Regions from separate parts of the Homo sapiens genome. Here region 2 is linked to region 1. The links are chromatin loops, found by intact Hi-C in ENCODE. Cell type or tissue: dorsolateral prefrontal cortex. All regions are shown on one strand. Each heading gives the region's core, and the rest is flanking DNA. Links, peaks and the distances in the headings are about the cores only.

Region 1 (8,327 bases), core at 235-8,234:
GTCAGCCTATCTCTAATGTTTTGAATACTGCTTTGTAGAGATTTTGACACCATGCCCCTAGTGTAGTGATGCCGGGTCAAGAGCTAAGGCTCCAAAAACTTCTATCAGTGCACTGCCCCAAAATGACCTTATGCAACTTTCCACTGATACAAGAGGCTGTTTTGCTAGTCATTTACCCCTAGTGTTCTGCTGGTGTTGTCAAATTAACACCCCACATACTTCAGTCCTTGTCACCTTTACCCACTCATTCAAAGAATTTTGCTGATAATGTGACATCTGTTCAAACTATGGGCCACAGCGGTACATTTACTCTGAGATGGAGCCTGCATTTTCCAATGTGCATGAGGGTCTGAAAGGCCAATGTGAGGGGCACAGGGTCAAGCTGGAGTCATGAAAAGACAAGGTTTTATTTGGGGATGGGTGACAGGACATAAAACTGCTCACCTACAAGATGGTTATTCATCTTACAAAAGGTTAACTAAGGACACCTTTAAATAGTGCACTTTATAAAGGTATTCAAAAGTCTGACTGACTCCTCTAAGAACATCACTGACAATTTTTAGGAACTGCTTTTATATACAGGAAAGCACAGAGGTGTGCAGAATGGGAGGGGGCTGGTGGAGGGAGGGCCTCCCCTCCCACTGCCTCCAGTGCCTCCCTGCGTGCCATGCCTCTCCAGACAGTAGAAGTCACAGTGAATATCACATCTCAGCAAGCACAGAGCCTTTTCAGAGGGCAGAGCAGGTGTGACCTGGAGGATGACCAAACATTTTCTAATTAGACAATGAAATGTTCAGTACTCTCCATGAACCTCAGAATAGCACCGACTAGTGCCTCAGATAGAAATCTTACATAAGAAAACAACTTTCTATTCTCTGATAATAGTAATAACTCCCTAGAAAATACGATTTAAAATTAATGAGAAAAATAACTCAAGTCTGGTAGAGCACTTTTAATTTATCTCAATGCTAAATGTGGAAGAAATTAATTGCTTATAATTTTTGAACTGAGTTTTAAAGTTTTTATCAAAAAAAATTCTCTTGCCTATCATGGCTCAACCAGAATCGTGTTCACGCCCTTCATGAATTAGAATGAGTCTGTTCCTATTGCTAACATATCTGTCTTCCCAGGATCCGGACTTGTCTTTCCTTCTTCAATATCTCACCCCTGTACGCCTCAAGTAAAGTTGGCAGGTTTTCCTTTTCTACCCTAAAATGGGAATGGAGGGGGCCTTCATTTTTATTTTAATATCACCTATACTCTAATGGGGTTATTAAAAACTGACATTTCTGATAGGTGAACATAAAATGAAATGTCATCAGCTGGAGATACAGAGGGATGTGTTTAGAGGTGAAGTGAGTTTGGAATGGTTTTTTTATTTTTTTGAAGTTTACATCAAAGTGATTTTGTATTTTTACTGAATTGGTTTATTTTATCAGATATTAACAAATTATAATTGTGTATGTTTATGGGGTACAAAATGATGCTGTGATATGCGTATACAATGTGTCATGACTGAATGGAGCTAATTAACCTACTATCCAATACTTAGCATTTTGGAATGAGTTTTGAAATACTTCATCAAACAAGGCTTCCAAAACTCTGTGGCCTCCAAAACTCTACCAAAGGTAACTGCAGGTGGTGACTGGGTGGGGGGTACACAAAGCTTCAGTGCTATTCTCTGTCTGTCACTGTGTACAACTGAAATTTTCCATAATAAAAAAGTTTAAAAATAGGTTTCTCCATCTTTTCTTTCCTTTTTTTTTTTTTTTTTAACAAGGCCCTCTTGATTATGAGGATTCCGTTTTCAGGCAGGAAATGGGGACAGGGTGAGAGAGGGCGCCGATCAGCTACTGTCAGGCTTGCTCCTTGCAAAGGGGCGGGCGGTGGAGAGAGAGGGGAGGGAGGAATTAAGGGGATCGCGCTTCCTCAGGGCCCACAGGCCTCATACCTGTGGTGTGGACCTCCAAAAGAACGGGCCACACCACCGCCAAACACAGAGCACGCAATTCAACTAAAAATTCGACTTCAGTTTCTTCCTGTCCGCGCCAGAACGGACATCAGACTGCCCCCCGCCCGCCTCCTAGCAGCTCCTTTTCACTTCGGCTGCTGCCAGGATTTCGCGACCTAGACCCCTCTTTGAAGACCACTTCCGATCCCCGACGCGGCAGCCCTTGAGGTCGCAGCCTAGCACGGAGAAGTTGGCCGGCTCTGGGGGCTATGAGGCTGCTCACCCCACAGGCGCAGGTCTACGCAGCACACACACCACCTCCTTCTTTGGACTCAGACCAAACACGCTGGGCTGTAGGAGGGAGACGGACAGATACACGGACTCGCGCGCGCACGCCTCACCAACTGATTCCAACCAGAAAACGGAGCCACTGTGTAACGCCCAGCCCCCCTCCCCTCGACACCCCCAATCAGCCAAGCCTTCGGCCGGTGTCTGCTGCACTAAACACCAGGACGTGGCCAGGGAAGGCGCAGGCATCGGTCCGAGCCAGGAGCGCCGCGGCGCCAGCGCATCTGACGTCGCAGGAGGACTGTGCGCACCTGAAGTCTGGGTGCCAAGCGCCCAAGCCTCTGCGTGCAACGAAACCCCCAAAGGAAAACAGGACTACCAGAAGACCCCTTCCTCTCGTCTTTCAGAAACGCCAAGCGGCCCCTCTGGCCGCCTCCTCAAAGCTCGGCTGCCAGAGCCACTCTAGTAGGGTCTTGCAAAAAGCGCATAGGGACAAAGCCCCTTCCCTAAGAAAAGTGCCCAACTCATCCAGTGAGCCATTCCTTCCTCCTCACTGCCCAGAGAGTGCACATGAAGAGGCAGAAATCACGACTAGGAAAAAGCGAGATTCAAATTGGAACCAAAAAAGCGTATGTGCTCGCTCCCATCTCGGCGCCAGGGCTGTGGCTCCCAGGGCTGCAGGCTGTCGCGGCTGCCAGGGGCCAGACAGCTTTTGAAGGCAGGTCTTGTCCTGGCTAGAGGAAAGAGGCTCCAGGAGTCTCTGCTTCCGCCACGGTCGCCCGTCGGGATTCCCCATCCCAAGCGCGCTTGCACCTTGCCTGCCGCTCCGCTCGGAGAATTAGTCTGTTTCCCTTCCTACTCCCAAACAGACCTAGGTCCCCAGCTCCGTGGCCGCCCGGCTCACCAGCCCTGGCTGGTCTCCTTCGGGTCACTCCGAGGGGCAGCCCGAACCCGCAGAGCCTTGGCCCGCCGCGCGCCCTCATGGCCCTGCTGGGCAGCCTGGCTCCGCTACGCTCTCAGTTCTCGGTCTCACCAGCTCCCATCGAATTCGCACAGCAGCCCCTTCGCGTCTCCCGGGGTGGCAAGGCACCAAGGTGCAGCCCAGGCCAGCATCGACCCCTTCCTGGGCATTTTCTCTGCCGGCTCAGCTCCCCCTCCCGCCCTGCGACCCCGTGTCTCCCAAGTCTCGTCGCGGCGACCACCCGGACTTACCGCGGGCGCCACGCCGCCGCCGGGTCTGCGCGCTCCGAGGCGGAGCCAGGACTAGGACACCCGCCAGCGCAGGGCAGCCTCCAGCTCCCGCCGCCAGCTCGCGGCCCCTGCCGCGACCCCGCCCACTGCGGGCCCCTCCGCCCGCCCCCGCGGCCGGGAGGTCTGGACTTACCTCCGGGACAAGGTGACCCGGCAAGTGCGCCCAAGCGGCCGCCCGCGACTCTCCCGAGCGAGCGAGCGTGCGGGGCGGTGCGGCGCCCGCCTCTGCTCCTCCGCTGCCAGGCTCTCTCCTCCTCTGCCCTCCCCTCAGCGCCGCTCTGCTCCCCACGCCTCTCCCCGCCCTGCGCTCTCCGCCTGCGCCCCCGGCTGCCCCGAGCGCCGGGCGCGGGGCAGCGGCGGCAGCCCGAGCGGCGGGGAGTCGGGAGCTGCGGCGCCGGGGCGGAGCCCAACCCTCTCGGCCCCCGGGAGAGGAAGGGGTGCGGGGAGACTCTCGTCGCGCTCGCCTGGCCGGCAGGCTGGGCGAGGGGCGCCCTGGGGCGAGCCGCTCCTCTTCGCTTGCCGAGCCTGCCGACGCGCGTGCTGGAGGCAGCGGGCGCGGGCCCCGGGGGAGGAGGGCAGGGAAGAGAAGGAGGGCGCAGCCCGCGCGAAGGTGGCCACCAACTTTGGCCCAGACCAGGGAGGCCCTAGCGGGGGATCGCGTCCAGATGGTGGCCCGCGGCCAGTGTCTGACAATGTGAGGGCCACAGAGGCTGGGGGCGGGGGATAGCTGCGGGGGACTAGGAGGACAGGAATTTGCTGCCCGACTAGAGGAAGGGATGGCTCCCCTCGGTCCTAAAGGCCTCCCCAGGCTGCGGTTCGGTTTTGAGGTTAAAAATGACCCAATTTATGGATCCGGCGAATGTTCAAGTCCTGACCAGCTAAGCCCTGGAGGAGCAAGCGGGCGCGGAGTTCAGACTCCAGAGACCCCCTCAGCCCTGAGCCAGCCTGTTGTTGGCCCATGGCGGGCCCGCCCCAGTTGGAATTGGAAGGAAACTAGGGCGGTGGTAAGACAGTCTGCGTTCTAGGAGCGGAGGAGGTGGTGTTTGCAGTGTAGATTTCATAGAGAATCAACTCTGAAAAAAAGATTTACCAGAAAGGGGGTCAAAAGTTATTTAGAAAAGCATCTGTGCGCCCCCGTTTCAACACTAGGCAGAGGCCCCAGTCCTGCCACCCGCAGGCTGGTACACTGGTGGTCAGAGAAGGTTAAGCTCCAGAGTTCCATGGCTCCCAACCTTCCTAGAGCCCTCCCTCCTGCCTGGTAACCCACCATTGCGCTGCGTCTTGCCCAGGTGTCCTGGTGGGCAGGGGCAGGAGTTAAAGGTGGTGCCAGGAACAAGAGGTCCTTCCTATATTCCTTTCAGGGGACGTGGCTTCTAGGGAGCCTCCGCAGCCCAAAGAGAATGCTGAAATGCAGAGTGCCAGAAGGAGGCATTTGAAGGAGGCGCGGATGAGTGGAACCAGTACTATCACCTGAATTCCATCCCCGTCTTCATGTCTGCAGCCCCGCGAGACACACCTGATGTTTCTTCCTTTAGGTCCCCAGAGCTGCAAGGCTGTGGTCTGGAACACTCAGAAACGGGCACTGTTCATTTCTCCCATCTAGCAGAACTTCTCAACTTGGAAGAACATGCCACCACACTTTAATAAAGCAGCTTACCTTTCCGGAGTCCTTTCCTGAATAAAGCAGTTTCCCATCTAAGCCATTAGGTTGAGCAGATACTATTAGACCCATTTGAGGTGGAGAGTCATTGATCCCATTTATCAAATGAAGAAATTGAAGTTTAAAAAGGGTAATTGAGATTGTGTAGCCACCCAATGTGCAGGAGTAGCCTGAAGCTCGGGTTCCCTGCCTCTAAGTCACTGCTCTTTCACTTGCCCAGCCTCTGGATTGACTTTTGAGGCAGATTTTGTTTTGACGAGAGAACACCTGCCTGGGCTGCAGCCAGGACTCGCCTTTGTCTCCTGGGTGCTGTTTGAATTTAATCGCGCCACTGCATTCCAGCCTGGGCGACAGAGTGAGACTCCGTCTCAAAAAAAAAAAAAAAAAAGAAAGAAACAGAAGGTGGACTCTTCCCCCATGACACACACACACACACACACACACACACACACACATCTTTCTGTAATTCAAAGGGGCCTTACACTTCATTTCAAAAGAAACTCACAGGGCCAGGACGTGTATGTAAAGAAACAGATGTCACCCACTCCTGGCAGATGCAGCAGCTCATTAAGGGCTCCTGGTGGGAAGCTCAGTTGCCCAGCACACGATGGGCAGTTTCTCTTACCTGTGATTCCCTTGTTGTGGCTTGAAATATTATCTGGTATGCTGTGATATAGCATTGAAATAAAGACTTTCAAGAAAGTCAGTGAGGAGCTGTCACATATTAGGCAATGGGGCACAGTAGAAATTGCCAAGTCTCTTGGAAACTGGGGTAACCTTCTCAACAATGCTTATCTCTCAGAGGATGTTACAGAACTTTCAGAGCTAAGAGAGGTCTGTGGGCCACCTCCTGTGCTGGGAAGAACTGTCACTCAGGCACCGAGCAAGCTGCCACACCTTCCAGCCAACATTTTTTTTTAACTTTCAACTTTTGTTTTAAGTTCAGGGGTACGTGTGCAGGATGTGCAGTTTTGTTACATAGGTAAATGTGTTTTTTGAGACAGAGTGTTGTCCTGTGGCCCAGGCTGCAGTGCACTGGCACAATCATGGTTCACTGCAGCCTCAACTTCCTGGACTCAAGTGATCCTTTCACCTCAGCCTCCTGAGTAGTTGGGACTACAGACACACCACCAAGCCTGGCAAATTTTTGTATTTGTGGAGACATGGATTTTGTCATGTTACCCAGGCTGGTTTCAAACTGCTCAAGTGATCCTCTTGCCTCAGCCTCCCAAAGTGCTGGGATTACAGGTGTGAGCTACCAAGCCCGGCTCCAGCCAACTTTACATGCCTAGAGGTAGGTGATTTGATGAGGGGAAACACAGATTCAGTACTTTTTCAAATGGGAAATATTCCTCTTTATGTCTTGAACTCAAAAGCTTTTGACTGTGGGGTTACAAACAGCCCTGCTATGCACTGTCTGGGGGTCAACAGTGCCCTTCTAGAAAGCATCTCCAGGTTACCCATGTAAAATGCTCGGCCTCAAACATTGCTTGCAATACCAAAGGTAACAAATCACATACGCAATTTTAAAGCTATGCAATTAACCTGGTTTTTCTTTCCCCCCCAAAATCTGTTATTAAAGGGACTTAAGTGGATGACATATAGGAACTGAAAAGCGGCAGTGTCTTGCTAAAGTTGAATCTTGTTGACTTAGAAGTGTAGAAAGACATCCATTCAGATGCTCAATCTAGACATGATAGGAGGGGCTGGAAAGAAAGCATGAATTTCTATCAAAAGTGAATGGAAAGTGATACAAAACCTAGAAAAATGTCTGAGACAATGTTGACATGAAAGTTTAAACAAGAGAAAAGATGCAAGAGAAGGTCAGAAGGCTAGAGTCGGTTGGGACCTTGGCAGTCATCTAGTCCAGCCCTCTGATTCCACAGGTGAGGAAATGGTTACAGCGAGGCTGAGTAGAGGGGTCAAGGGCATGTCCGGGTCTGCTCAGTTCCAACATCAGCAGTCTTGCCCGTGCATTCATTACAGCTCTTTGAAAAGAAATAAGGAAGAGAGAAAGATAATATGTTTTAAGCAACTTCTATAGTGCTGGTTGTATCAGTTATCTATTGCTGCTGAACAAACTACTCTGAAACTCAGTGGCTTAAAATGATAATCACTGATTTGCTCACAATGCTGTGGGTTGATGATTTGGGCTGAGCCATCTGGGATGGATTGCCTCTGCCTCACACTGCTGTCTGGGCTCACTCAGGCATCTGCGGTCAGCTGGCAGCCAAAGACCTTACATTTCTGGGAGTAGACTGGCTGTGGGCCATGTCTGTCCTTTTCCTGTAGGCTGGCTCAGAGTTCTTCACCCAGTGGTGGCTTCAGGGTGCCCGACAGCAATAAGGGAAGGCAAACCTCAATGTGCATGGCTCTTCAGGGTGACGTCACATCATCTCATTGACCAAAGCAGGTCAAATGGCCCAGGCCAGATTCAGGAGTTGGGGAGATATCCTGTACTCTTTGGCTATAAAGTCACATTGGAAATGGGCTTGCAGTGAGTGACAGGAGGAATCTGTGGCCTTTTTTTTCAATTGACCATGTCTAGAAATGAGATAAGTTCTTTATAAATATAACCTCATTGAATCTTAAGGTCCGTGGGGCCAGCCAGAATGATCGCAGGAAGATGAAGAAGCTGAATTTTGAGAACTGAGTGGCTCTCCTGTCTTCACATTACTTGTGAGAAGTGGGGTGGGATCCAAAGTAGCCAACATTAATAGGGGGTGTCTGTCAGGCATCAGCTGAATGCTTCCCTGCTAGGGTAGAATCTCACACCTCAGAGCCAGCCAAGCCTGGGTTGGAGGCAAGTGTCTGCTGCTGTCTCTCACACTCTATCCTGATTAACTGAGCCTGGATTTCCTCACTTCTGAAATGAGCTTATTCTATGTGCTGCCTGGCATTGTAGGAGGCAAGGGCGGGCTCAGAGTGCTGGCAGTGCCTTCCTGAGTGGAGCTGGCTGGTCACTGTTCTTAAAGACAGTTGGCAAGACAAGAGCTGCTGGTGCTTTTTCTGAGACGTTGAGAGAAATGGCAAAGTCTAGATCCTTGGCACCAAGCCGATGCTGGTGTGAAGACCCTCAGAACCTAAGACCATGACTGTGTCTCTCCCTCAGCTGGGGACCTTCTTGTTTCAAGGGGGCAGAGGCTGAGTGTAGCAGACACTGTTGTGTCTGGATCA
Region 2 (8,327 bases), core at 313-8,312, 170 kb before region 1:
AAGCCTTCGTGTGTGGGGAATATGCCTTGACCCTACTGTCCTCACTGGGCTCTGATATGCAGTGGCAGGGACTGCTGTCTCTGCAGGCTGATAAGCCTTCATCATCACTGTCACATACGAAGCCCCCAGTAGCACTGGAGCCAGTGGGCACATGCACCTGGTTCATGCCTCTGCTGAGATGTGCTTTCCTTGTTCGCCATCTGACAACCCTCCCCTGAGCCTGTCACGTTCTCCCTGCCTGCGTCTTACCTCACTCTGGGAGCATTTCATACCCTCTGTGTGCACCCCTCCTGTCTCCACATTTTAGGCTGCACACAGTGCTTTGTATTATAATAATGTGTGTGGCCTTTGTGGGTCTTGCCGTTGGGACAGCACCTCCTCAGCTCTGCTTCCTGGGCCCCCATGTCAGACACCTGCTGCTGATGTCAGCTGCACCCACCACGCTGGCAGGGAGGCCCAGCAGGTTGTCTTCCAGTCCAGGTTGCCATCTCAGCACAAGTCCTGCGTGCCTGGCCTATGACCTTTGGCACCCCTGGGCTACCCCTGTGTTTATTTCTTAAACAGTGCAGTGTGCTCACTCTCTGAGCCTGGAATCAGAAGCCATCACAAGCCCAAGCTGAGTCATGCACAGACTTTCAAATCAGAGCCCGAGCCTCTGCTTCCACATTTAATATGCCATTTATCTTGACAATGGCCATTCCTTTTTTTGTTTGTTTTCAGTAGCAATCACATTCACAGATATTCATCCAATGACATTTAAAAACATACAAATTCCAGGCTGAGTGTGGTGGTTCATGTAATCCCAGCCCGTTGGGAGGTCAAAGTGGGGGTATTTCTTGAGTCCAGGAGTTTGAGACCAGCCTAGGCAACGTTGTGAAACCCAGTCTCTATTTAAAAAAAATACAAAAAATTCACCGGGCATGGTGGTACATGTTTGTAGTCCCAGCGTCTCGGGAAGGGGCTGAGATGGGAGAATCGCTTGAGCTCAGGAGGTGGAGGATGCAGTGAGTCCTGATGGTGCCGCTGCACTCTAGCCTGGGTGACAGAGTGAGACCCTCTGGAGACAGTCTCCAAATAAATAATAAATAAAACAATTTCTATTTTTACCTTATACCACATTGCTGTTCTTAATATATATATGCAAACTTGTCAGTTATATTCCCTTTTTTAAAAAATCCGATTTTGCACCTGCAGCATCCATCTTGGTTTTTCTGTCCTTCTCAGCCCTGCACTGTCACTGGGGTGACCAGCTTTGGTATGAGTTGACAGTGCAGCTTTGAGCTGGCTGCTTTTCCTCTGTGACTGAGAGGTGAGCCGTGCCCGCTTCACTTGGGCAACTCATTCACCTCCACTTTTTAGGACTGCGTGAGGCTAAATGATGCAGTGTTTGGAGGGAACACTCTCTCGGACACTGGATGACTGGATGTTAGTCCCAGCTTGGCCATTAACTAGCTGTGGCCTTGGTCAAGGCATTTAACCCCTCCAGGTCGCAGCAGTTTCTAAGATGCTTCTAGGATAGCCCTGGATTTCTGCCAAGAAGTCTTGACTACACAGAGGAGTCTACAGATAGTTGAGGGGTGTTCTGGGGCTGGGGAGACTCGAAGGGAGCCAGGGTGGTCTACACCAGCCAACTAGGTGGGTGCAGCCCACTGCCTCTGCCCTGCTGTGGTGACTGAGGCTCTTGGTGACACCTGTACACCTTTTACTGCTGGACCTTTGACTGGTGCCTGCTGGCAGAGCACCTGCTCTGCTCTTTGCCTGTTCTGTTTCTGGCATCACCTTCCCCCTTCCTTCCTTGATTTGAAATTTAGGACTTTAGTGACTTGATCTGTATCACATCTAGGAATATCAGCATTTTAGAAGGGTCTTCTCTGTGGCAGAAGTCTGGAGAGCCCACATTTTGCTGGGGTTTTCTAGGTGAGCAAGAGGCTTCATGAAGAAGATCCAGTGGCTAGGTGGGACCTCTGAGGGCTGATGTCTCTGAATGAGAGGGTTGTCTTTATGGGCCTATTCTTTCTGTCTCTCCAATGCCACTGCTTTTCACAGGGAAGAGGCTGTTAGAGTGGAGGGAGGGGACGTGGAAGGGACTTGAAGAAAATGTAGCTCTGAAGGGAAGGAATCGTAAATTACCATGTGGCTTGTAATTACCATATGAGACACACCACAGAGTGCTGGGTTTCTTGCTCGCTGTTCACTCCTCTGTTCACTATGTATTTGGCATCTATGCTGCATGTAGTTCCATGTGGGATTCTGTAGGAGCTGTACCAAGACCCCTCTTCCCAGCCAATGTACCCTCCTCAGCTGCTGGAAGGGTGGGCTGCTGAGGCTGCAGCAGCCTGCCCTCCCCGGGCCCTGCCCGTGGCTGCAGGGAACTGCCTTGCAGGATCCCCCACAGGGAAAAGGTCAAGCAATGACTTCCCATGTGCAGGGGAAAATTCTCAGGAGCCTCTTGGATGGTATGCAAGGCCTCAATTGCAACTTGTGATTTCCTACTGCGCCCCAGGCAGAACCTAGGTCTGTTGACATGATCAATATAGATTTTATCTTATAATAATGATATAGCAGTTAAAAAGAAATTATTTAGGCAGATAGCGAGGGTAAGAGAGTCCTTGGTAAGATTTTCCTTTTAATGAAAAGCAGCCCCCAAATCACTTCTTTTCTAACAAAGAGCAGCCTGTAAAATTGAGCTGCAGACATAGATAAGCTGGAAGCTTGCATGGGTGAATGCCAGCAGCTGTGCCAATAGGAAAAGGCTACATGGTGGCCAGGCAGGTTCAACATGGCACTCCATCATCTCCTTTCCTTGTCAACCACGTGCACAGTAAGGAGCAGACAACATGGCACTGGCCAGGTAGAGACCCCATCTGCATAGTAAAACATTAGGGAGAGGTGGCCAGCTTCTTTGTGTGCTATGTAAATGGCACACCTGGTCCAACCAATCTTTGGGCCCTATGTAAATCAGACACTGCCTCCTCAAGCCAGTCTATAAAACCCCATGTACTTTGCCATGGACTAGAAGACCCACTCAGGTGCCCCTCTCTCTCTGCAGGAGAGAGAGCTGTTCTCTTTTCTCTTTCTTTTGCCTATTAAACCTCCACTCTTAAATACACTTCTTGTATGTCCATTTCCTCTATTCCCTTGGCACGAGACAATGAACCTTGGGTATTTACCCCAAACAATGACGCAGCTTCAATAATAGATGAAAATCACTTCCAACTTATGCATGATGAAAAGAAGTTAAGCTTTCTCATGAAAATTGAAGTACCCTATTTGCAGCCCAGTCTCATATACCGGCAAATATGGATATAAACTTTCACCAAAAACTACATTTGATTGGAACATTGTTCATAGAGCCCCCCCAAAGTCCAGACAACAGTGAACAAGCAGTGTTGGAAAGACAGCTGGGTCAACGACAGTCATTGTTATGCAGGTATTTCATGAATGCTAAAGACAATAACTACAAAATTTCCAGAATATTGGAAAGTATTGTCAGTGAAAACATTGAGATACAGAAAGTGTGTTTACTCTCATGAGAATAAACTGGTGAGAGGGTCCCCACAGTGGTAGATGGCATGGTGACCGGGTGCTAGATGTGTGTGCATATGCAAATGGCTGAGTGTGGAGGAAACTGGAAGGGCAGTCGAGGTGGTTAACATAGGTTAACTGTGTGGCCGTGAGATCCACCCTCAACACAGAAGGGGAGAAAAGGGTGCTCTGAAAAACAAGAGGCATGTGTGAATAACTGCACTGTTACAAAACTACGTGTTTTGTGATGTGAATGTAATTGTAAAAAAAGCTTATAAAAAGGTACTCCTTTAGTCGGCCTCCTCATCAAGAAAAGTCTCCAGTTTAGAAACTTAAGTATTTAATAAGAAAGATGAGAACTGGAGGCAAGACCCAACCAGCACAGAGACCCTTGGTGTCCGCTGGGATAAGGTGCAATGTCCCTGAATCTGCAGTGAGCTTTTATCATAGCAATAGGTTCTCTTCTTTAGAATCACGGGCGGGAAATTATGCAAGATGACCAGGAATGAAGAGCGCGTTCGGAAAGGCAGAAAGTTATAAAATCTGTGAATGATAAGAGGAAGCTGCTTTGGTCAGAGGTTCTGTGAAGCATGAGGAGATAGGTGTAGAAATAAAAAGTTAGCAGTGGATTTTGTGACAGGACGATGGGGCTCTTCACTGCATGGTTTCTCCTCCTCTGCACACCCAATTCTTCGTGTGTTCATGAGTCACCACCGTGAAGCCAGCACCTGGGCCCACGGCCCAGCAGGAGACAAGTGAGGTCTTCACTGCCTTTCCTTCCCAAGTCTTGGAGGCTTCCCGCTGGCAGGGTGAGGAGTGGGCAGAAGCCCGTGCTGTCCCCAGCTGCGCCCCCTCAGAACAGGCAAGGAAAGCTGCTGAGTCACACTGCCAGGCTGCTCCTGGGGCTGCCGTGTGGGAGCTGCAGGATCCGATGATGCCTGGGAGACACTAGTGCAGGCTCTGTCTTCTGCTGAGTCACTGTGAGACACCGCACAACCAATGCTCAGCAGCTGTAAAGAACTGGACTGTAGTGCCCTGGAAGCTTCCCTCCAGCAACCACTGAAGATACTCCAGGACTCCTTTCTACAGCAAGAGGCACCACTGACAGCCAAGTCTGGCAGGAGGACATGTTTGCAGTAAAGCTCATGAACAGCAGACTAAAAACTGTGTCAGAAAAATAAGGTCTACAAATTAATAAAATGTGAACACCCAATACAAAATGGTAAATGTAGAACTAGAAATTTATACGGGAAATAAAAGCAGGAAAAAAAATAACACACATAAAGATGTTCAGCTTTATAGTAACCAATGAAACACAAACTGAAACTGACAATATCTTTTATTTTATCTATCAGATTGTTGAAAATGGAACACTGAGCTCAGGTGGGAAAGACAGGCATTCACATTTTGTTAATAGGAATGAAAACTGGTACGGACTTCTGGAGGAGAAGTTACAGTATGTAGCTAAATTTACATGTGAATAACCTTTGACTTGGTGGAATTTCACTTGTGGATATCCTATATTTGCAAAAGGAGAAGTTGAAAACAATTGATATGTCCATTTTTAGGGAAAACATTACTGTAATGAAATTATTGCAATTCATACATCAAAATGCTACAAAATCATTAAAAATGTCAATGCTGGTGTTTATATGCAGATACCAGAAGTATTTACATTATGTGAAAAAGCAAGCTGCATTGCACTTTGATGGTCTTCTACGTGTAAATCAAAACTGCCCACACACACATTGATAAAGGCACAGAAAGACGGGGTCCCCCTGGAGGAGGGGCTTTGAGAAAGGGGCATGGAGGAGAGGTTCAGTTTTCATGCTTTCTTTCTCCATTCTCTTCCTCCTCCTTCTGTTTTCCAAGTTGAGTACACTATATTTGAAAAGACAATGAATAAACAAATCCAGACATGTGTCTATGTGCTCTGCTGATAACGAAGGGAACCCCAGGCAGAGTTTGGCGGATGCAGGTGACCTGGGAGGGCAGGAGTGAAAAGGTGAGAGCGGCTGGTGCGGGTGTCACGTGCTGTGCCCACACCCCAACAACCCTGAACCACGGCCTCCCCTAGGTGCTGGGGCTCCTAACCAAGAGCCTGGTCCATTAGGACAGGCTGACTTCAGCATGTGTTACCTCAGGAGTCTCCACAGCAACCTCAGAGGGCATTCACACCCAGACTGCCAGCCCCGTCCCCAGAGCTTCCGAGTCAGCAGGTCTTGGGAGCTGACGAGACTTCACGATCCTAAAACGTTCCCAGATGACCCTGATGCTGCTGGTCCAGGGAACCAGCCCTTGCGAACTGGAAAAAAGGATGGAGGAATTGAATGCTGCCATTTCTTCCAGGGTGATCAACTAGAATCAAAAGGGGACCAACTTAGAGGGTTTCAACAAGGTTCTTTGGAACATTCCCCCCCGTGAACGTTACCAGTTAATATTGATCCATGTTTATTTCTGAGCCTCCCCTACACCTGCTCCCGTGCTGGGTGCTGGGACTCTGCCAGGCACGGATAAACCAGGAGGGGCACAGCAGGGGCATCACGCACTCCACTGTGGGCCTTCGGGCTGGGTGGTGTCAGGGAGGAAGGCACGTGCCAGAGAGGTGGGCAGTGGTGGCTCTGCAGCCAGCGAGGGCTCAGATCCTACGTCTGTACTCAGGACAGTAACATGTGCCTGAATGATTGCGGCCAGGACATTCTGGGTCTGGAGGCACTCTGACCAGAGGGACAGTTTCCAGGCATGCTTCCTCACTAAGTGTTTAGCATGGCAGTAAGCTTGCTGCAGCAAGCCACGTCATGTTCAGATTCGACACGGTCTGCCCATCGCCTCTGATTTTCCTCGGGGGAGGAGGTCTAGAACAGAGCACAAAGAACCACTGGAAACTATGGGAAAGGTTATTCTGTGATATGAAAGCCTGTGGTAACTTTATTGACCAAAACGAAAAAAAAAAAAAAACAAACTTCACATAATCTATGGCAGTACCCTCCAGAGCCTTCATAAAATAAGTTCATTTCAAGTTCTGTTTCAGCTTCTCGCGAATTTATTCCAGAAGGGAGGAAAACAGCTTGTCATCCCTGTGTCTGGAAGCCCCGATGGCCTTCCCTTGTTTCCTTGTAAAGCCACAATTATTTACAGGTCTCTTTATCCCTCCAGCTGGCACTAAATACTTGAAGGGAAGCAAGGCTTCCTGCTGTTTCCCCGCTCACGACAGCAGGGCCACGTTATCATCTTGTTACCTGGACTCTTGACAAAGAACAAGAAAAGGGACCCCTATGGTCCTGGGACCAGGGGTCTTGAAAAACTCTCATTGAAATGAGGCAGCCTGCTTTTTTTCACTGGTGTTATTATTAAATTAGGTGTGAACTCTGGCCAGATGTGGTGGCTCATGCCTGTAATCCCAGCACTTTGGGAGGCCGAGGCAGGCTGATCACCTAAGGTCAGGAGTTTGAGACCAGCCTGGCCAACGTGGTGAAACCCCATCTCTACTGAAAATACAAAATTCAGCCAGGCATGGTGGCATGTGCCTGTAATCCCAGCTACTCAGGAGGCTGAGGCACAAGAATCACTTGAACCTGAGGGGCAGAGTTTGCAGTGAGTTGTGATCGCACCACTGCACTCCAGCCTGGAGCGAGACTGTTTCAAATAAAATAATAAAATAAAATAAAATAAAAAGTAAATTACGTGTGAAATCTACGCAGCAGGGAATTCACAGAACTAGAAAGATAGGCTGACTTCCAAACTCCTCCCTGCCCTCTCCTGACACCGCCCTGGGCCCACAGCCCCCACTTCCACAGAAAGACATCTGGGAGATGAATGAGTCTAGTTCTGGTCTAGTCTGTGCCACCCTCTGAAGTTAGGAGCAGAGGATGAGGCTACAGGGACATGCCTAGCTGGACAGCAGTGATGCTTTGCTCACATTTTTGAGTCTTGGTTGATGTAACTATAAGCAATCTAAGCTCTTATCAAAATGTTGGGTCCTTGGTTTCAGAAGTCACCAACACTGCAAATCTACTATTTAAAACAAAGCCAGGTGATAGTAGAGTATAGAACTAGCCACAGAAGCTTATTTTATTACAACTCTTTGAAAATAAAGCTAGCTTCACAGAATATGGTTCTGCATAGAAGTGTATATACTTATTATATATGCATATATGTGTGTGTATATATATATAAATCAAGAAAGGTCCTCTCAGCAAGAAGAATTTTTGAAATTTTTCCGATATGTTTGTTTCCAGGAGAGATTCCTCAATGCTCAGATGCCTCAGCAGATTTTACGTGATAAAGCTCTGCTCTGGAAGTCCTTCCCAGGGTAGCCCTGATAAACTAAAAAGGTCCTCCTGATCCCAAATATAAAAATCTCACCTTTTTATGAAGAAAAAAGTTTTGGTAAATTGGTTCAAGAATGAGGAATGTTGAATTTGAGGCTGACAGTTCCTGATGTGTGGCTGACAGTGTTGCTTTCTGGAGGAGATGATGAGGCCGTCGCGCCCGCAGGTGGGGATGTGGTGGCTGATGAGGCCCTTCCGCGGTCCTGAGAGGCCTTTGCTGCCTCCACCTGCCCCGGAGCTCACCCTGACGCATGGCAATGCCCGCCGCAGGAGTCACCATTTCATCTTCCACTTCTACAGCAGGGAAGATGCCAGGCCACGGTTTCCAACCTTGTCTGGGCCCACAGCTCCCAGGACATTCTGAGCCTGTTCTCTAATTTCCCCAGACTTCAATTTGAAGCCTTCTAGGCCACAGCCTCTTCCTTGATTTCCATGGTTTCCCTTGTATGTCACAAAGTAGAGGCTCCCCAG

What was found. A loop is a pair of places that touch in the nucleus more often than their neighbours do. Peaks named below come from ENCODE experiments on the same cell type or tissue, not always from the same donor. Only the 100,000 strongest peaks of a DNase experiment are listed, where the experiment ranks them.
Region 2: a loop joins it to region 1, with 2.4 times the contacts of the local background. A loop is called at or near these places in 6 of 110 quality-filtered maps.

Annotation. Positions count from the first base shown.
Region 1 is chr20:24,465,050-24,473,376 of GRCh38, reverse strand. SYNDIG1 (synapse differentiation inducing 1) reads right to left here and starts at 3,748. Exons shown (of 4, transcript NM_024893.3): 1 at 3,624-3,748. In dorsolateral prefrontal cortex, for the core only: CTCF peaks have their summits at 1,720 and 3,265; DNase peaks (open chromatin) are centred at 1,866, 3,646, 4,166, 7,376 and 4 weaker places; H3K4me3 peaks cover 4,013 bases; H3K27ac peaks cover 6,714 bases; H3K27me3 peaks cover 380 bases.
Region 2 is chr20:24,631,108-24,639,434 of GRCh38, reverse strand. The region is part of intron 3 of SYNDIG1 (synapse differentiation inducing 1); the gene reads right to left. Among named protein-coding and RNA genes, the nearest start is that of SYNDIG1, 170 kb to the right of the region's middle. RefSeq lists enhancers at 1-346, 347-848, 4,063-4,901, 3,783-4,982, 5,066-5,718. In dorsolateral prefrontal cortex, for the core only: no CTCF peak of the experiment used is centred there; a DNase peak (open chromatin) is centred at 4,404; H3K27ac peaks cover 2,695 bases.